Linked DNA regions of Mus musculus: region 2 is linked to region 1. A link is a loop called in an ENCODE intact Hi-C map of the cell type or tissue named here. Cell type or tissue: heart. All regions are shown on one strand. Links, peaks and the distances in the headings refer to the core of each region. The heading gives the core; the rest is flanking DNA.

The links. Peaks named below come from ENCODE experiments on the same cell type or tissue, not always from the same donor. Only the 100,000 strongest peaks of a DNase experiment are listed, where the experiment ranks them.
Region 2: it touches region 1 in a loop (2.5-fold over the local background); 4 of 42 quality-filtered maps call a loop at or near these places.

Annotation. Positions count from the first base shown.
Region 1 is chr4:76,441,506-76,452,126 of GRCm38, forward strand. The region is part of intron 10 of Ptprd (protein tyrosine phosphatase, receptor type, D); the gene reads right to left. Gm42303 (predicted gene, 42303) reads left to right here and starts at 9,387. Exons shown (of 2, transcript NR_168523.1): 1 at 9,387-10,026. In heart, for the core only: a CTCF peak has its summit at 6,100; a DNase peak (open chromatin) is centred at 8,486; H3K4me3 peaks cover 3,147 bases; H3K27ac peaks cover 2,699 bases.
Region 2 is chr4:76,363,259-76,373,879 of GRCm38, forward strand. The region is part of intron 10 of Ptprd (protein tyrosine phosphatase, receptor type, D); the gene reads right to left. Among named protein-coding and RNA genes, the nearest start is that of Gm46893, 31 kb to the left of the region's middle. In heart, for the core only: a CTCF peak has its summit at 8,491 (motif pointing left); no DNase peak of the experiment used is centred there.

The sequences.
Region 1 (10,621 bases), core at 1,579-9,578:
AAACAGATAGTTTAGTTGCTTACACTGCCTGACATAATTCTGGCCCTCATAATACCTTGAGCTCTCAATCTTGAGCTCAGTCCTAAACAGTTTTTCTTCCTCTGAAACTGTAACATAGAAATACTAATTAATGAGCATTTAATATACATAATATTAGTTTAGGGATTAGATGTAATACTGAAAGGAAGGAACCAAACAGAATGTCTAGCACCGCAGTAAGTACTCAGTACATTTTATCAACTACCACTAACAGCAACTACCACTAACATGACCACGAAAACACGGTGATCACTATCATTAGTGATCAATATCAACAATACTAATGGAAGTTTTCTCCAAAGAGGAATGCTGAATTCTTTCTCAAGAGTCCCAAGTTTTTTCAAGGGACTCAGCCTAGGGCATCCACATAACTTAGGCTGCCACTAAGCTATATCTCCTGTACCTCCAGCTTATCATCATAGGCATATATTTACAGTGGTTCTCAACCTCCCTAATTCTGTGACCGTTGAATACAGTTCCTCATGTTGTGGTGCCCCTCCCCATTACAAAATTATTTAATCACTGTAATTCTGCTACTATAATGAATGTTCATGTAAATATCCAATATATATGGTAATCTGATACGGGACCTTTATGGGGGTTGCAACCCAGAGACTGAGCACCTTTGGCTTATGATGAATTTATTCTTTACATTCATGATTTAAATTAAATACAACTCAAATTCAAATCCTTAGTTCCATTCAATCCAAAGAAAAAGACAGAGTAAGTGAGTTGGGCATTAGTTGGTTAGACAACACTTAGAAAGACTTCAATGATCACAAATTGATACAATAGACATAGAGGAAAGAGGGATTCTTGGAATCATATCTGAGAAGCAGAAAATCCCACGGCAGACACTCCCAAGATAGTTCAGGATCTGCTCTTGCTCAAAAACAGGTCACCTTGGGGCTCTGAGTGAGAAAGCTGGCAGGACATGCAAATTACAGTCAGCCTGCAGAGGACTGTGTCAGCTGTTGATGGGGAGTTTGCTCTTGATTGTATAGACAAGGGGAAAAGAAAATGCCACATTTCAGAAAAGAAGAGAGAGAAAACACTAAGACAACATGGAAAGCTATTTATGGGCTGCAGAACATCCAAGCACATGGTAAAGTCAGAAAGGGAAAGGAAGCCATACAATAAAGAAATTCCAGGAATAGAACTACAGAACTGGATAACAAGAAGGGAAGAAGATAGGTGCAAAGGATGACACCAAATTTCCTTCCGGAGGGCTAAATCAGATGAGGTGTGGTGTGAAGGAAAATGACTACAAATACTGTATGGGAGATATTATTTAGAGTTTATTATTCAGAGCTCGTGATTCAGGAAAGCCTTTTATTGACAACGATCCGTCCAGCTGATAGAAATTTAGGATAGGTACTTGAGGAGTGCTATGAAATCTACTTTCAGGGTAATCTATGCAGAAACTGTTGGTTCTATGCTAACTTGACAGGAATATCCCAGGAGACAGCAGAGGAGAATCTGAGAAGATTAATCAATATTCAAAGAGTTTATAATAGAGATGGAAGCTAGGAGGCCTGAACATCACAGGAAAGGAGAATCCATGAAGAGAAGAAAGCAAGAATCAAGGAAAGAGCTCAGAGCAGTACCCACCCGTGGGAGCCTCCGATAGAAGTTGTTTTCAACATTTTTTTTCTTGTCGGGAACTACTATAATCCTCCAAGGAAAAATAAATAAAACTGATTACATGAACAGTAAGTAGATTTGGAGTATTTAAGGTATTTCTAGGTTATTATTCCCTGCTAGTCAAAAAATCATGAGAAAGATTAGACTAAGGTATAAAAACAGATCTGAGGAATCAGACTGAACCATTTCAACCAGAGAAGAATGAATTGGTAAGGTCCCCCCCTTTAAAAACCTTTAAGAATATGTCGATTAAAATACAACATGGAGGAGATATGTTTCCCAGGGAGTTGAGGGCCTATGTGTGAAAAAAGAAATGATTAGTGCCATTCAATATTTCGTTGTAGTGAACGCTGGGGAGGATGGAAAATAATCGTATGGTAAACACTAAACAAATGTCTTTTGACCTATAATAGGACACTGTGTCGGTATTTGATGTGGCTAGTCTCATTTCTTCCTGTGGAACTGTGCTGGTGGGTCTTAGGGAAAGACAGAATGCAGTAAGTAAATTCCTATCTTCCATCAACACATTTGACCTCAGAGCAAACCCCACAACTGGCTACAGGCACCACCATCCATCACCGCTCTTGAAACTGGATCTTTGAGGAAAAGACAGCTGCACTGGGCAAGGGCTGAGCAGCTTTCTAAGATGCAGTGCACTTTTTTCAAAGCACTTATTTTGGTTTAGTATTTTAATTAACTGCGTTTCTAAGCATTTCTTTCCCCAAAACTGCAGTTCCACATCAACAGCTATCCTTGGGAATCTATTAATTCATTCTTGACTTTTAAAGGAAATGCTCCCCGTACATTCTAGGCAAAGTCATTTCTAGCTTTTAGTTTGAAAGCTTTTCTGAGATAGTGGTGTACTGAGGCATGCTAATATGCACAGACTGCAATGAACACGCTGGGCAAGAAAGATTGTTCTAGGATATGCAGTGATTACAACAAATATACACCAGAAAGCAGAGGAGGAGGGAAGGATGTAGACACCTACATCCAACAGATCTGAGTTTTAAATCAGTCAACAATTAAACATGTGCCTAGCATGAAGCATACACATGGCTAACACATATAGAGCTTACATAGGTCCTTTTTTCACCTTAAAAAATAAGAATTGTTTATTACACTGTTAGCTGGACTGTCATCGTTTGGGTGGTTATTCTCTCTTCCTTAGAGATGGTGAAACTGAGACTCTCAAATGCTGCCTCCCACCCCAGGGAGAATGTGATAGGACTGAGAGCCTGAGTTTCCCTTAGAGAAAACCTATTGCCATCCATCTTTTCAAAGGCTGGAGAAAAAATAAATAGATATAGATGTAGATAGATAGATAGATAGATAGATAGATAGATAGATAGATAGATAGATAGATAGATAGATAGAGAGATAGATAGATAGAGAGATGATAGATTAGAGTGAGTTGACATTACATAGGAATTTCTGATACCTTGCTATCCAATGCTTACAGTTGATCATTCTATTTATTTTAAAATACAATTTCCACAAATCTCCAAACAGATCCAAGAAACTTTTTAAAAATTACAATCAATTCCTCAACCTCAATTTCTTTCATTAGCTACTGCTACATTAGCTCAAAGGTTGGCTTTTTTTTGTTGCTCTTTAAAGACAATTAAGATTTTGTAAATTCAATTAATTTCAAGAAGCTGATGGATTTACGAATGTTAAAGCCAGTAAACAGCAACATGAGAGGGCTATGAATCTCCTGACACTGTTATCTGAAGGTCAACCCTCAGCAAAGAGGCAGTCTTTCTGGTCAGTGAGCGCAAAGCACCATGACAAAGCCTAGGCTCAAATGGTGCTCTGCTATGGGACTCGGTTCTTAACACTCTGTTGTCAGTGCCACACAGCCATTGGTAGTGTTGGGGGAGAGGATCACCTAAGTGGTTGGTCCATTACTGTCGGCTGGTCTGCCTGTATCCATGACCTAGCCCTTACAGACAGAAAAAGCTGCTTTTGCTTTCCAAATGATTTTTGTCAATTTATTGCCTGTTACATACAGAAATTTGACTTAGGGAACAGAAGATCATGGTTAAAGAGCCATGAAAGGCATTCCTTCAAAAAATATTGATATAGACTGATTGATTAAGTATATCAGCATCAAACAGAACTAATTCAAATTGGCCACTGAATTATCTTGAGCGAGAAGACTCTGCAAGCATCATCTCGGGCCATTTCTCCCGAGTTGCTTTGAGAGGGGTGGCAATATGAATGAACAGAATTTTAAGTGACTTTAATGTCAAGTCTTAATGCCCAAGTCTTAAAAATACTTTCATTAATAAAATATTAATAGAAAGAAATGAAATCAGCTAGCTGCATAAAAACATCCGTGATTTGTTAATCAGGAAACAAGGAGCTAACAGTTTAAGGAAATTTCATGTTATGTGCCTGGTCAGAAAGCTGCCTTGTGTGCTCCAAACTCACCATTTTATCATGGCATTAATATTTAGGTTTCATTAAGTCAGAGACTGCTACAAAATATGAGCATTTGCTCTTTGACCTTGCCAAGACTTACAACATGAAAAAAAAACCCTCTCAATTTTTACACTGGATGCTATAATTTTATGAGATGAGCAATCAGTGAACGCAAGCCATGTATTCTTTTAGCTGTCTTTCCTTAGAGCTTAACTGTGAAAAACTTAAATATACTTCTCCTTTTTTAAAAAATAGAAGGGAAATTTCGACAATTTCCTTGTTGAAATATACTCAAACCAAGGATGACATTTTCATAAGCATTACCAATTCCTGATTAGAAGCAAATGAGATTATCCATAGGGGATATCCAAAGCAAACCCATCCTTTAGTAGAAATGTTACTGTAATACAAAACCCACAGACACTTAGGCACGTGACACCTGTTCACCAAAAGTCACTGGCAAATACTATCTACGTAATCTCCTTCCACATTACCAAACTACTTCAGTGAAGTATTATTACACAGGGATCCCCAGTCTCATAGTCTACAAAAAATAACTCCTCTCCTTGGTCCTCTTTGGCAAATTAGTGATAATATAAATCAGAAGGTTTTAAAGTACTGATTTTGCTTGAGGCCACAAACTACCTTTGTGCCACCACAATTAAACACCTTTCCTTAGGGACGTTCTGAACAGTACATGGATTAAACAAGAAAGAATAAAGAAATCCACGAGGCAGTAAGAAATTACCAATAAATCTGGTTTAACACAATCTCTCTTACTCATATTGACCTTCTCAATTAAAAATGGCTGTCTTTTTTTTTTATAAAATATGGGACTTATCAAATACACACTGGAAAACTGGGCATTATTATCTTTATACTTAGTTCTTTAGTATCTGGATTAGTAACTGCAAGTGTGTTTTGTAGCCACCCTCTTAAGTATTGTACATCAAAGATAAAGTTCTTTCAAAGAAACTTTGGGTACAAGAACTAAGGGCCATTGCCATTTGTATAGATGTCAAAGTTGCCTTTAATAAGTCTAAAGTTCTCAGGACACAAGAAAGCTACAACTTTAGACTACCTACAAATACATGCTGAAATTAGCTAGGGATGCTTTAATTAAAAAAAAAAAAAAAAACCTTAAAGAATCGATATTCTGTAGGGTGGCATTTTTCATATAAGATGGTGTTGATAATTCCACATTTATCCTCTAAAATACAGAGTCGTTCAGTGCCATGATAGAACATGTAAGTCTGAAGGAATCCAATATGGAAATATTTACAGTGTGTTCTATAAAGAACCACCCCTTTCAATTTGAAAAACTGAATATCAACAAAAAGATCAGTGTAAGTAGACTTGACATTACTGTCTAATGTCATCAGGATTGGCACAGCTGATCGATTTCAAATTTTTGAACATGACACTAAAAAATGTATACAGCACCCTCAGTCCATGTCACTCAAGTGCTCAGTGAACTCCACTTAGAGCTGCAGCGTCTCCTTCCTCACAAACTTATACAGCACTTTTAAAAGCATTCCAATCACACTGTTAATCTGTGTGCATACTTCCTTTAAAGTAACTCTGCTTCCTTTGTCTTCTAAACCTGCCTTGTGTAAGCAATATCCTTATCAGACCAATTAGGAAAAGTTATTTATGTTTTCTTTTCTTGTTTTATTTTACCATAAACTAAGAAACAGGCATTGAATAAGAATCTGCATAAGTATTTTTTTTTTTGTTTCAGAGTCTATATGAAAAATCACCCTAATACCAGAGTACCATAGATTACCTAAATAAAATTCTTGAAATATCCTTTAATCAGCCTTCACAGCTAATGTCAGAGCATGGGTTGGGGATTTTCAAAAGGAAAAAGAAAAAAACTTACAGAACTGCCTACTTGAATTTTTCTTAAATGTCTTCTAGGAAGGGTTTGTGTAAGCCATAGCAGGGTGTCTCCTGAATATAAGAACAGTTATACAGGCCCCTAGTGGCTTAGCAAATAGCAGCAGTTGAGGGGAATCCAATTTTTAGTTCTAGACTTTGGGGTATTTTGGTTTTAAATGAGTGTGTATCTTAAAAAGCTTGTCAAATAATGGCATGCAGTATTTTAAGCAGTTTTGTATCTATAATTACATACATACTCATATTTATATATATACATAAATGCATATGTACATATATGCATTTAGTTACTTATATTAATTGTCCAACTTCACTGGCCAAGAATTTTTGCCATATAACTGCCACAAAAGGAGAGTTGACACATCTGCCTCTTTACATGTCATCAGAAAGTATTATCTCAGCCATCTGCCTTAAAATACATCTGAGGGCCACTTTTCCTATTTGAGTCCCGTTTCTATTGTGTCACCATTACTAAGGGTTTTCTATTAAGTGCTCATTATTTTAAATTAGATAGGCATATCTAAATGACATGTTTATGGTTGTAGGAATCTCAATGTGTTTCCCATAACAGTACCTATTTAAAAATATTTACAATTAATAACACCCTTTAATTCTCCATTCCCTTGTGTCTTTCCTTCACAAAAGAAAATTCCAGGCAGGCACATTTACAGCTTTTAGCAATTTTTAACTGGACACAATCTGACAGCTGAATTCATGAAACTGACCAGCTTGTCAATTTCACACTTTGAAAGTACAATAATAGCTGATAACATGCGGGTGAATTTAAAAAAATCTGTCACAAAATTGCTAGCTCCATTGAAAAGGACAGTACAGTACATAATTATGGGAGGCAGGAGGTAGGGAAAATTTTATTGTCCATTTAGGAGATCTGTTTCAAGAATTTGGATACAGAGCATAGAAAATGTGCTTCCTCTTTGGTACAATATCTGTGGGGCCATATAGGAGATCTGTTCAAAGGAGGATAATGTCTACTAAGCTTCATGAACATCAACAGTGCTTTCACAGTTGGGATCATTTAAAGATTCGTTTCAATCAGAATGTTTTGAGTTTGGGTATATCATCCTGGATTTGCATTAAGTTGAGACCGTATTGTGTGCACTCTGAGACAGAGAAATAGGCACACCATCAGAAGTACCTCTGGTTGAAGGGAGTCAGGGTAGCTGTGCTACAGACCGGCAAAAAGAATACACCAAAGTCCGCATTTGTAGCTAATTACAACCTCAAATCTGTGAACTAAGCAGTCACTAGTTACTAAAGGGCTCAAAATGTGTGAGTTGCTGCCTCTTAATTCGCTAGCATTGACGATCTGAGCACGTAAAAGAGAAAAGATAAACAGTTTAGGAGCAACTACTGGGCCAGCGATCCCTCAGGAATTTTCCAGGGTATTTACGGTGCAGATTGTAGATGAGGCTGGGGGATATAACCCAGTCAAAGAAACCCAGGCAACAGGAGATGTTAGGCAAGTAGAGTACTGGGAGGAGAACTGGAAACAACACAAGTGGGTTGAGATAGTCGGGGTTTTGAAGAACGGCACTACTATTTGTAATTTAAAACACACGATTAATGAAAACCAAGCTCATACTTACTGGGGAAAAAAAAACCTAAGCGGAACTAAAACTGACTTCACTTGTTAAAGATTTAAAATAAAATCAACGTCGCGGAGAAGAACCAGGGCAAGTTTTTGTTGTTGTTTTTAACATGTCTATAGAAAAGCCTACAATCAGCGTGTAGCAAAGCTAAGGATCTTTGGTTGGGAGCTTTCTTTTTGAATTGTTTCCTACTACTTCAACTCTTCATAATAAATTATGCGTTTCCTTCGCCTGGAGCGAGTGTGTGTGAGTACACCAGATTCCCGCAGCAGACCTAAAGCTTCGACCGGGCCACAGAAAGCGCTCCAAACAATCCCCCTCCCGCAGGCAGCTGCGGACCCTCGAGTGTCTCCTATTTTTCCTTCTCCGCACGAGTTCAGAGCAGAGAATCCAAAATAGCCCTCCAGAAACGGCCGCTGCCGCCCGGGGCAGATCGCCGACCCCCGGCTGACCAGGGTCCGGAGCGGAGTCGCTCCGGGCACTCGGGGGTCCCAGGCTCCAGAACCCGGACGGCTTACCTGCTCACGTCGGCTCGGGGCAGCCGCCGCCCGCGCCGCTCCCAGCACCGCGCTCCAGCCCTCCGAGGCCGCGCCGCCTCCGGGCGGCCGCTCAGTCCCGCAGCCGCCGCCGCCCAGCCCGCGCGGCAGCCGCAAGTGGCGAGTCCGCGGGAGTCCCGGCCGTGCCTCCGAGCGCCCCGCCTCCCTTTGCCAGCGCCGTGTCCTCGGCCCTGGCGCCCGCCGCTCGCCGCCGCTCCCGCTCCTCCCGCTGTTCCACGCTCCTCCCGCTCCTCCACGCTGCTCCGCGCCCTCCTCCTCCTCCTCGCGCGCGGCTGCTCCGGCGCGCTGCTGGGGGGTCCGGCCGCGTCTCGCCTCCTCCCTCCGCCTCTCCCGTTTCCTCCTTCCTGCTGCTGCTGCCGCCGCTGCTGCTTTTAAAGCAGATTCTTTGGCCACAAATAGCAACTCGGCTGCCCCCCTCAGCGCCTCCCTCCGGTTCTTGTCTTCTTCCCCCCAAAAGTGAAGCGCGAGCGAGATAACCCGATACTGAGGCCCGCTGGGGTGAGGGGAGCGAGCGAAGGGTGCTCGCAGCTCGGGAGTGGGGTCCTGATTGCACCGGCCAGGGCCAGGACAGAGTGGCCAGCCCACACCTTGAACCTGGCGGGAACCTGGCGGTCACAGTTGCCGGCGAGGTGGCTCGGTTAGGGGAATGCAATGAGGGAGCTCAAGAAAGTAATTTTCTAGGCTTCTCTCTTTGTTTCCTTGACTGGGTGATTTCTAAAATCCTCATAACTGCTGGAGATCCCACGGAATCGCTGTGCCCAACGCTTGGGGATTGTGTGTGTGTGCCGTCTGCGCCCGAGTGTGAGTGTGGGTGCGTCCCGGGCGTAGAGAGCCAGTCCGCTGCGCCCGCTGGCGAACCTTCAATCCGGACGGCAATCCGGACGGCAGACTCACTGAGGGTCACAGAGCTGGAGTAAGGAGGAACAGGCTGGAGAGCCGGGCGAGGAGGCGCGTGTACACACACACACACACACACACACACACACACACACACACAGAGAGAGAGAGAGAGAGAGAGAGAGAGAGAGAGAGAGAGAGAGACCCCACAACACACACAAAACACAGCGCGTGCGCGCGCACACAAGCACGAGGGAGGGAGAGAGAGAGAGAGAGAGAGAGAGAGAGAGAGAGAGAGTAGAGAAGAGGAGGGGAGGGGGCGGGGTGACGTCACTCCCCAATATCCATCCACCCAGCCAGAAAAGACCCTCTCAGATTCACTCAACTCATCCCGGTGCACACATATGCACACCCGGGCTCTTCCCGCTCTGCTTCCTGAAGCATAGGAGGAAGAAAGGCTGGTCGCGCCCTATTCAAAGCAGTTGAATAATACAAGGGGCGTTCATTGATGAGACTGAGTTGTGTCTATCCCAGTTCACCTTGGCAGCCTCCTTCTCGGACTTTTTTAGGATCCTCACTTTGAAGGCAGAGAGGAAGGAAGGGAAGTACCCAAATCTTGGTGTGAGAACTCTTAGGGTGCTTTCAGCTACTTGCTCTTACATTAGCAAAGCACTGCTATCTGACTTTCGCGAAAGACAACAAAAACCTCTCCAGACAGGCACCAGTTGTTGGACCAGGGTGGATAAGGTGCCTGGTGCGGATTGCTAGCTAAAAGACGTGGTGTTTAACCTTCTTCCCTACTCATACGATCTCCAGCATGTGGGGGAAGTCAGCAGCTAGAAGCCTCCATTGGCAACCGGCCCATCAAAATTCATTAGGAACACCATGAGAAAGGTCAAGTGAAGTGAAGCCTGGGCCTTCAAGCCACCTCCACTGCTCATTCTGTGTTCAGGCCAGCCAATGCAAACAACACTTACTCCTGCAGACTCCGAACAGTCTTGGAAGGAGCAAAGGTAAGCAGACCCTTTTAGAAGCAACCTAGAGGTCCCGTATCTAGCATCCTGACTGTTGCCTCTAGCTGCCTGCATTTTTGCTTCAATCCTCTGCATGCCATGCACTTGAAATTACTGAATACTGAAGTCAGTATTCCTCTGCCCACCGAACACTGCAAAAAGAAGGCATACCATTTGGAAGGGGTCTTATAAGGTGTCATTCTGTTTCTCAACATGTTGGGAGTAAAGGAACAACTCCGACCAACTCTTCCTTATTTTTTTTTACCTCCTTTTTCTCCTCTTTGAATGGTTAGCCTTACTGTGAGATCCAGAAAGAAGTGCATTATTGCGTGAGTTCCAAGCCATGTTTAACCAAGTTTTGGATGGAACACACTGAAAGCTTGAGCAGAGACTATGAACTGCTGTTACTTCTGCCCTCAGAGTTAATCTAGAAATCTGGGCTTAGTGATAAATCACTCTCCACCAGTATATAAACTAGATTGTCTTTCTCATTGCCACATCCTCCCTCCCTCCCTCATGAACTAGTGGCTCTACTTCTCTCCTTCAGATGTTGGAAATACCTCCTCTGGGTACTGGAAAGGCAAGATGCCTTCTG
Region 2 (10,621 bases), core at 870-8,869, 79 kb before region 1:
TTAAGATGCTCTGGGAGCTTTCCTGCTTCCTGAGGTAGGACTGGGGATGCTGAGATAGTGTTCTCCTTAGAGATAAGGAATGGATAACTTTAACTCTCAAAACAGTGTATAGAACAAAGTCATGTCCCCGCAAAGGCCAATTAGGTAAGGCATCGCAGTGAATTGCTATGGAATATTTGAGTGCTTGGACTTAGAGGAGAAACTGGAAAGCCTCCACTGCATGCTGTTTCTATTACCTCAATTAGAAGCGACAAACATCTAAGACCAAATAATCAGTAACGATGAATGATTATTTTAAGTAACATAAACTACTACTTTCACAAGTAGCATGCTGTTTACTTTACATTGCAGAATGACCAAAGATGCGGCAAGGTTACTCTGACAGCTGTATGAAAACCATGAAACACAGCTGTAGGTAAACCATGAAACAGAAAAGAAAAGCTCTTAGGCAGAAACATGGCTGAATGGTTAGTCCAGGCATTCAGTCATCAGAAAGAACTCCTACCCTTAAGTTATCACTTAAAGCATTCCTGTTAAGTATGAAGGCCTAAAATAAAAATGAAACAGAGGCATTGCCCAAATGGGTAATAACACATTCACCCGCTGCTCTATTTCCTCTGGGAATAGGCCTGCATTAACAGGGAAATGGCTTCAGGGTAGACTTGTAGTAATTAAGAGCAGGATATTTTTATGCAACCTTACAAATTATTGCTATGCTTCTTCTCCCCAGCTGTGCAAAGCAAAACCACTCTGTAGCCTAACAAAAGACTTTTTATAATTTGGGCATGATTTGAGAGTTACTGGTTCTGCTAACAGTCCTAAAACTATCCTGAGAATGTTGTTTGAGCAAGACATACTTTAATTTTAAATGCTAAGACTTTGCCAGCTTAAGTGTTTTGTTTTGTTTTGTTTTTATACACGGCATGAAAGTCAGTGATTATAAAGGTGTATTGTTTTGTTTTATTGTTGGTGGTTGTGGTGGGCTTTTTGTTGTTCTGTTTTTGTTTGTTTTGTTTTGTTTTGTTTTGTTGAAACAGGGGTTCTCTGTGTAGCCCTGGATGTCCTGTGCACACCAGGCTGGCTTCAAACTCAGAGTCCCACCTGCCAGACTCTCACGGGTTAGAATTAAACATATGGATCACCACTCCTGTAGCATATTCCATTTAATTTGTTACAGTTATTTCCTATGTGTGTATGTTCATGGAGATGAGAGGCAACGTAAGTGGGGCTGGTTCTCGCCTCAGACCATGGGGACTGAACTCAGGTCATCAGGGTTGGCCACAGGGAACCTTAACTATTGAGCCCAAGGCTACATTTTATAAAAATCCTTAGTTATCTCACTTTCTGATTTCTATAGCTTTATTTTTCTTTTGCCAAAGACATGGTCCTATGAATCTACTCTGAATGAGTGATTTCAAGCAGAGTGTATAATGCTTATGCTTTTAATCCATCTGTTATTTTAATCCAACTGACAGGATTTAGAGACACTTTGGAGGTAGACCTCCGGGTATACGCGAGTATTTAGCTGAGGACTGAAGACTCATCCTAAGTATGGGGATCACCATCATGAGGTTTCATGTTCTTGACTGACAGGAAACAAACAAACCCCCAGGAAAATGGGAGAATGTAGGCTAAGCATCAGCTGTCATATCTCCCTGTTTCTTGAGTAAAGAGATCAGTGTGACTACTGCCTCATGCTCCCGCCTCTATGCCCTCTTGCCTTTCAACCTGGGATACACACGAAATCTTTCCTTTCCAAGTTTGCTTTGTATCAACTACTTAGTCAAAGCAATAAGAAAATAAGCTAGTATACATCCCAGAACCTACCATAAAGAATATCCACACCAAGAGAAACCTGTGAGCCCACACAGCCTGGGTGCTTTCCATGTACCTATGGTGACAGTTTCACTGTAAGACTTCTCCTCTCTGAGCCATATTTTTATCACATAAAACTGAAGAAAAAATATGAAGTTCCTCAGTATATTGAGTTACAACAGTCATTGAAAATTACGTAGGAGAACAAGCCCCTTTATGCCCACATGGAGAGGAAACACAGGTGTACATAATAAGGTATTGAAACACGACTTAATAAATATTGATAGCTAGATGTGATAAGAAACAGTGTTATGAATTACTAAGAATATGGAGCTGTTAATAATGCCAAATGATGTAATTCCAATCCATTCTCTTTTCTATGTATACATCTAGTTCTTTTCACTTTGGAACTTCCACATTAGCCACAGTAAACGTGGGCATCCCTCGGCACTTCACATACCTTCTCACTTATCCCTCAACTAGGCCAATCTCATGAACTTTCAGGACGAATTAGCATTATCACAAAGGTCTGGGGAAGGGAGCTACAAAGAAGCCGAAAATGAATGTGTATTCCTAAAAGGAATTTCCTTCTTGATTATCTGGAAAATTTAAAGCTAGTATCTACTTCCAATGAGTGTTAAATGTTCTACTACATATAATATCACCAAGGACCACCTTCTACACACAGACCCTTCCCCATGGACACACAAACATACATACATGCATGTGCATGCCCAAATGAGAAAGACAGAGACAGAGAACCACATGACCAATTGCCATCTCCTCACACACACTGTAGAGATGAAAAGGAAAAGAAAGAAGAGAGGAGAGAGAGAAAGAAGACCACATCACCAAGGGCCATCTACACACACACACACACACACACACACACACACACACACACACAGCCAGAAATGCCACTATCTCCTCAGCCACTTCAAGCTTGCCTTTTAATCAGCACAGCAAACAAGCTTCGCTGCCTCAGGCTGGCGTTCCACAAACTCAGCCAAATCCTGGGGTTTTGTGAATGCTGCAGTCAGCAGGCCAAGGAGACATATTTGCTCACACATTATGTTCCTGGGCAAAATAGAAAAACTCGCAAAAATTCAAACACTGTTTTTATATGCAGTTCATAATCTGGACACAAGTTCCTGAAGGGGTTTAGATTGCATACTGTCCTACTCAGACAGCCAAACGATTAACATTTTCATTTGAACATATCCGGAGAAGTCCAAAGAAAATGTCCAGAGCAGTTTCTGACAAGCTAAAATGCCTTAGTTTTTATCTGAGATGGTAAACACTACTTCTGAGTCACAGAGGTGCCACAGGTTCTCAGTTGGGAAGACTTGTGGAGTGAAAAGACCTGAGTGATAGCTCTTAAATGAATATTAATTATCATTAAGGCCCAGATATAGTGTCCCCCAAAAAACTGAGATCAGAAACAGAAACAAGAATCCCTGTAACTCAGTTTCTTCATGCCCAGCTAAGAAAGATGACATAAAAAAATAGGCTTGGCAATGGTTTGACTCATGTTTATTATTGAGATACATTCGATCAGTCTCTCTTGTGCTTGGCTCTGCACATCTCGGTCAGTCTTGTTATTGATCAGTTTGGGCAGATATTGTAAGTATAAATTAACATGCTCCAGTGAAAAACCCCACGGGAGCCATTACTCTGGGAAGAAATCCTCTTCTATGTTCAGCTATAATTACAAGCAGGATTCAGGGACGGTGTGGGGGAGAGAGTAGCTGTTTTATTCCCAGTCATTCTTTGATGTCCCTGAGTGTGAGACTCTACAATTTATGACTCAAAATATGTTTTGCCTTGGTGCACCTTCAGACTGAAGGGATGGCACAAGAAATACAATTTATTGTCAGCAGCTGGCAATCAGCTGTCAAGAAGTGCATTGTTTATCTGAAGAATCTTGGGAGTCCAGGGGCTGCTCTTTAATTGACTTTGGTGAGGCCTCCAGAAGGCTTAGAGGCTGCCTGTGAAGCCTGAGGTGCAGGAGTCTCTTAATCCATATTAGTTTAAATTATCAGTCTCAAAGAAAGTACCCTTAGGGGATGAAGGTATTAAGTTGAAGACGAGACAAGGTCGGGAGACCTGCACCCTCCCTCGGGAAAAGACATATTTATGACAAATGGAAAGAAGGGAACTAACGTGAAATCACAACCAATTAATAAAGGAAAAGGACCAACGGGAAAGGCACATTAGGCAAAGCACTAAACAAAGTGTAAAACAGCCAAACTGCACATTCCTCTAGTTTCCTAAGGTTAGGTTACATAGTGCACTGTATTCATATTCTACAATAATGAACTCCACGGAGGTTTCATAATTAAATGAACTCAGAAGCTCGTAATCATATTGTGCAGAGTATGTGAGGAGATCAGACTGTTGCACAACGATACAAACTATGCTCACAGCCTGCACTGAACACCCTTTCTGGAAGGGCACAGTATAGACCCTATCTCTAAAGTCCAAAAACTTCTGACAAAGAGAAACAGTTCATTGTATGTCCTTACACAGTTCAGCAGGTGGATCCAACCAACAATATGTCCATATGAGTTTCCAGTTAGGCAACTTAAAAGTGCTGTGTTTGTAGATAATGTTAATTTTCTCCTATAACAATGAATGTAAATAATGTTTACACAATAATAGTGTCTAACATAGTTTTACATATGTACATACTGTGGAATGGCAAAACTTAGCATATCTATTGCTTCCCATCTTCTCTGTGTTAAAGAACATTTAAAAATGTATTCTTAGCAATTCTCAAGTATAGAATGCACTGTGATTAACTCTTGTCACCATGTTGCATAACAGATCTCCTGAACTTTTTCACCTGCTTAAATGGAATTTTGTAACCCCAATTTCTTCAAAAACCTGGCTATAACACACCCAACTCATCCTTTTTAATAATACATATTAAAGGACATTCCAACCTATCTCAGTACAAAGACAGCTTCAAGAAAACTCACATATTAATGCTTTGTATTTCTTTTTCATATTAAATTCAACAATTTAAATAATAATAAAATAATCTCAAACCAGTATGAGGTAAAAATTTACTTCAAAATAAGTTTCTTCTCTAAGTCTTGAATATTTCTCTCCACCAAGTAACCTTCCCTAACCATCCCTGAAGATTCCACTGCAGAAGCAAGCCAAACCCTGACCCCCCCCAAGTGAAGCAAATTAAAGCACATAAACACGATCAGAATATTAAATAACGAGTGAATAATATGATTGATAATAACTTACCAATCACAAAATTAATGTTAATGTCCATAAGGTGATCAATGTTAAAACCAGAACACAAATATGTACCTACAAAATGATTTTTAATTATGTAAAACACAAAGTACATTTGTGCACTGACACTCAGAAGTCAATGGATAATGGCATACATCCAGGAAATGGCATCAGGCACAGTGTTTGTTGAGTGTATTTCCCAATAAGTTAGAGGCTTTTCGCCTTAGTAAGTCTCTAAGTGAGAATGACTGGTGTTTTCAACCAAGAAATATGAAGTCCTTAGCTTAATTTGCTAGATAGTTTTCTAAATCTATATGCCTGATTTCATTTTTACCTTCAAGTAACTCTGTAGGGTAAATACCATTATTAGCACCATTTTGCAGATAAGGAAACCAAGGCTTGCTGAAGTTACAGAACTTGCCTAGGGTGATACTGTGACAGAGATAGGAATTAAGCCCTCTGTCATGCTGACAAAGTTGCTCAAGGTGAAGCCAGCAGAGTTTCACTTGAGAGTGGCCAATAGTTTGGGTTTTTTATGCTGTTGCATTGACAAAAGGCTCTGGTCCATTTTCACATCAAGTGCTGCTCTAATGACTGAGGTTTGTTGTGGGATTTTCAAGGCCACTCATAGGCTATAGGAACCAAAGATAGGACAAAAACAGCAGGTAAGGAAATATTAACTTCCAAAAAGAAACACTGAAAACCTGAGTACCAGGATACGTCATATTCACATCACTGAGTCAGGACTTTGCCTCCTAATGCACCTTAAAGTTTTTATTTTACTCTCATATCCAGGTTCCTCTGCAGTTCACAGAAGGTGCATGCACCTGACCTCTAATGATAACTCACCCTCCATCCTAATGCTATTCTGAAGCTGTAAAACCATGAATTAGCAACAAATCCCCCACTCTTTGCCCCTTCAGCCCTTGGAGTTTAACTCCTCTCACATTACAGTATTTATTGAATTTCCCAGCCAAACGGTGTTCTGCTCCATAAAATTCTGACAAGTGGACTCTGCCAAGCTAATAATGGCTTCATTCTGCTGAAATAAACTTATTTCACTGCGGCAAACAAAACGCCATGACCTGGAAAGGTTATTTTTAACTGGGTAATGACTCAGTCCCAACCAAGCATTTCCCTCAAGGTTCCCTGTTTTAAATAAGTTACATTTCTTAAATATAAATGTATGTTATTATGTATGTTCTTGTCTGTCAATCTTCCACAATAAAGTGAAAGTGGATATTTTCATTGCTTAAAGTGTTTGATTCCATTATTCAATAGCTGGTGAGCTTATCAGAGCAGCTGTCCTGAGCTCCTGTCCTACAGAATCACCCAAAGAACCGGGGAGGAAAATAGATAAATAAAAGTGCAAAGTTCTTTTAAAGCAGAATCTCGGTTTGGCTCTGAGTTTGCTTTCAAATTCTTTAAATTCCGAACCATTTTCCAAAGTGCCTCTCAAAAATGGCTTTCTTATCACACTATTTTTTAAAATGTGAATAAATCTTGCTAAGGTCGCTTAGGCTGTTTACCAAATAAAGGTATACCCGGACAGATTTATCTGTATCCTCATTAACTAACATTTTACCTAGTTCTTACATCACCCTCAAACACACAAATTGAAAAGCAAATCCAACTTCAATTTTCTCCATACTGTTTTTAGGTTTCAGAGTGATCACCGTACTGTAAGATACGCAAAATCAAACAAATGAAGAAACAGAAACAAATGCCATGATGAGGTCAAATTTTCTCCAAGTTTCAAATGATCAGGGAGTCCAAAGGCTCAATTACAACAGCTGGGATCTTGTACCAACATGCTGCACCCTGCCAGCCCTGCCTTCTGAGACTAATAAAAGAGAAAAACCCTTGACAGAGAACAGCTGGGCTCCTTATGAAGCTGTTCAATAGAAATGAGGAGGCCACCCACAGCCCACCAGAACTCATGGCTGAGTGTGTAGGCACAAAAGCACAAAAAGAAGTCTGGTAAGATGGAACATGTATTTAAAAGAGACTGAAACCAAGAAATGGCAGTGACTAATGCGGGAGAGTTGCTGATTTCCATAGTAAAACGGTGTTACAGTCAAATCTGGCAAAGCTAGCATAGACAGGAGCCATAAGGCTAACTGAACAGAAACTTCATTCGTGCAGAAGGGAATATAGAAAATTTTAATCTGACTAGGGTCTCTGAAGACAGGATCTTTTGGTGAATTCCCTTAGCTGTGGTTCTGCCCAAACCTGAATACCCTTTGGATGACCTATAGTGGGTTTTCAATCTTTCAGTAAAAGGTTGCAATATAAAATGCCTTCCTAGTGCTTCCTGCCAATTCCTCTGCCACCAGATTGCAGAGGGCCTTGGCTACCAACAAGAACTTTCCCAGTCAAAGCCATGCCACAGAACCATTGTCAATTAGCCAAAGGAATAAAGGGCATGGAAAAAAAAATCATCAAGCCACACATGGAGATTGCAAAGTGGGTGGTGGCTACACTGTGCATAAATCCTTCACGTGAATGAAATCAGGGTTTCATGCTAGGTAAGTTAAGGTTAGATGTGCAAACTTAGGGAAACTACCATCAGAAACACAGCAAAAGCACACAGAACCCCAAAACTCTCCAGTCATTTTGGAAAGAAAACCAGGCAAGTTTCTAGGCATACGAGAAAGAAAACAAAAGCTATTACCCTTTTCCTGAATACCATGTTCTTTTAAGACTATATAAGTCACCTTTAATTGTTAAAAATGGGTCACAAACACCAGAGTTTGAGAAGGCATTTAACTTAGTGGTGTGTGTGTATGTACGAGAGAGAGAGAGAGAGAGAGAGAGAGAGAGAGAGAGAGAGAGAGAGAGAGAGAGAGAGATTTGATTTTGGCTTTGTTAGTCAACATAGAGAATGTTACAGGATCACCTAAAACAAATAATGAAGCTGAACATTGTGGTCATTTCCACCTTTACATGTGCTAGAAAATAATTTGCTTTTGAGATGTGTCCCAGAATCAAAATACAGAAAGGGTTGGAATTACATGCTTGAAGATGCATGGGAATAAATATGAATGTCTTTTTATGAAGAACTATGAAGTGATTCTTGATGCCCAAGTCTATTATCTGTCCTGAGATTCTTATGCCTCAAAATGACACAAGCTTGGTTCCCAGTACTTAATGGCAGGTAGTTCATAGCCACCTGTAACTTCAAAGGATCCAAAGTATTCTTTTGGGCTCATTAGGCACCTACACTCACATACACATAACTACATACAGGCATACATAGTTTTAAAATAACAAAATATGGGACTAGGGAGATGGCTCAGCAGCTAAGAGCATTGGCTGCTTTTCCAGAGAACTCTGGTTCAAGTCCCAGCATTCACATGCAACCTCACAATTGGTTCTTACTCCAGTCCTATGGTATCTGATGCCCTCTTCTGGCCTCCAAAGCACCATGCACATGAGATACATAGACATATAAGCACGCAAAATATCAATACACATAAAATAAATAATGATAAATAGATAAAATCAAATCAATATTGGTTCTAGAGAAAGTTCAATCATCAAGAACATTTATTGCTCTTGTAGAGGACCTGGGATTGGCTCCCAGCACGCAACTGATGTCTCACAACCATCTGTAACATTAGTTCTAGGGTTTCTGACACCCTATTCTTCTGCATGTACCAGGCATGCAAGGGATGTACATAAAGACATGCAGCAGACTAAACAGTTAAAACATAGAGTAAAATAAAACAAATACATTTTAGAATAAATGAAAATAAAAAAATTCTCAACTTTCTTAATGCTGCAACCCCTTAATACAGTTCCTTATGAGATTATGACCCACAACCTAAAATTACTTTTTTTGTTACTCTATAAACTGTAATTTTGCTACTGTTATGAATCATATGTAATTACCTGATATACAAGATAGCTGATATGAACCCCTGTGGAAGGTTCATTCTTCCCACAAAGGGGTTGCAACCAACAGGTTGAGAACCACTGTTTTAGAGGAAATCAGCATCTACTTTTCATGCACAATAGCAACACGGAGTCAAAGCTGCTTTTACTAATATGGTTTCCCCAATATTTGAAGTGAGAGTACAACTGTCTTCATCCTTTTTTTTCTTGCTTATTAAAGACAGTAACAACAACAACAACAACAACAACAACAACAACAACAACAAAACCAAAAAAACCCAACAGTTAAAACTGAGCTGGAAACTTCTTTCCTGCTGGCTAGCTTTCATGGTACTGGAAAGTGCTATGAAAGTTGCTGGAGGACAAATTCATCTATGATCTTATCCAACATAGCAGTATGCATGCTACAGTACCAACATTCTGGGCAAGATGTGCCAACTTGTACAACAGTAGCACTGCTGTTTTGAGGATGGACCTGATTTATAGGAGTGAATAACTCAAGCCATCTACTACTGATGTTTTACAAAATGGGCATGCAACTGAATACCATGTAAGTATTTGTACTTATAAACATAGACAAGTCATGCTTTCAGCCTTGGTCAGATAATCTTCTTTTTGAAGTGACAGAGCCTCATACATGGACAAACTGTCAAGAACAAATGACTGTTGCATCTGTATTTTTTTCTCTAAGAACCAGGGAGCACTGTGGAAATGGCGTAGGAAAAATATTAAGAGAAGGATGAGGAGAAAATGAAAACTATATTCTAGATAGGTATGAATGTTGTGATCATTAACTCACAGCAGCCTTGGCTACCTACTCTGGACCTGCTCAAAATGAGTCCTTTAGTATTACATCACAGGTGACAGAGGACCTTATGAGTTTCCCCACCCTGCTACTGGCAGGTAATGGGAATTATTTTCTTTAGTGATATAGCCACTGCTATGTTGTCTATGCTCCAAGTAAAGAGTCTTCTGCTCATGGTCCTACAAGAAACTCTAGATATACAGGTGAAGCAAGCAATGCACACATATGCATCCTCTCTCTCTCTCTCTCTCTCTCTCTCTCTCTCTCTTTCTCTCTCTCCCTCCCTCCCTCCCTCACTCACTCCACCCCTCCCTCACACACAAAGACTTAAAAAGTACATTGGAAAGAACGGTTTCAGAGAGTAGAACAAATAAGAGATGGTAATGAAGGTATCTATATAATTAAAATATGGTGAGAACATGTTCCCCTTTCAACCACTTTGATTCTAATTCATTTGGCATGTATAATTTTTGCCTCTGTCTTCCTTATTCAGGAGCCTCACCAGTAAGGTACCACTGTTTTCCCATAAAGTGGGGAAGGAACCTGAATAAAGCCTTTTCCTACTGAATATTTTCATGTTTATTGAACAGTGGGAGAGGGTAGAAAAATGGGTCAGAAAAGAAATGGCTGTGGCTATAGCACAGTGTTCTTGAGATGGCAGACAGAAAGAGAAGGACAACAAAAATGCAGGGAGGCATCTAGTGCCAACTAGATCTTCAACAGGCATGCTCCTTTTTCTTTCCTTCTCTGCACATCTTTCTGTAGACCCTACTCTTTCAGTCTATAACTCCCCAAGCACACTTGTACACACTACCCTAATCTCCTGTCAAACTGGGCAAACATACTATATTT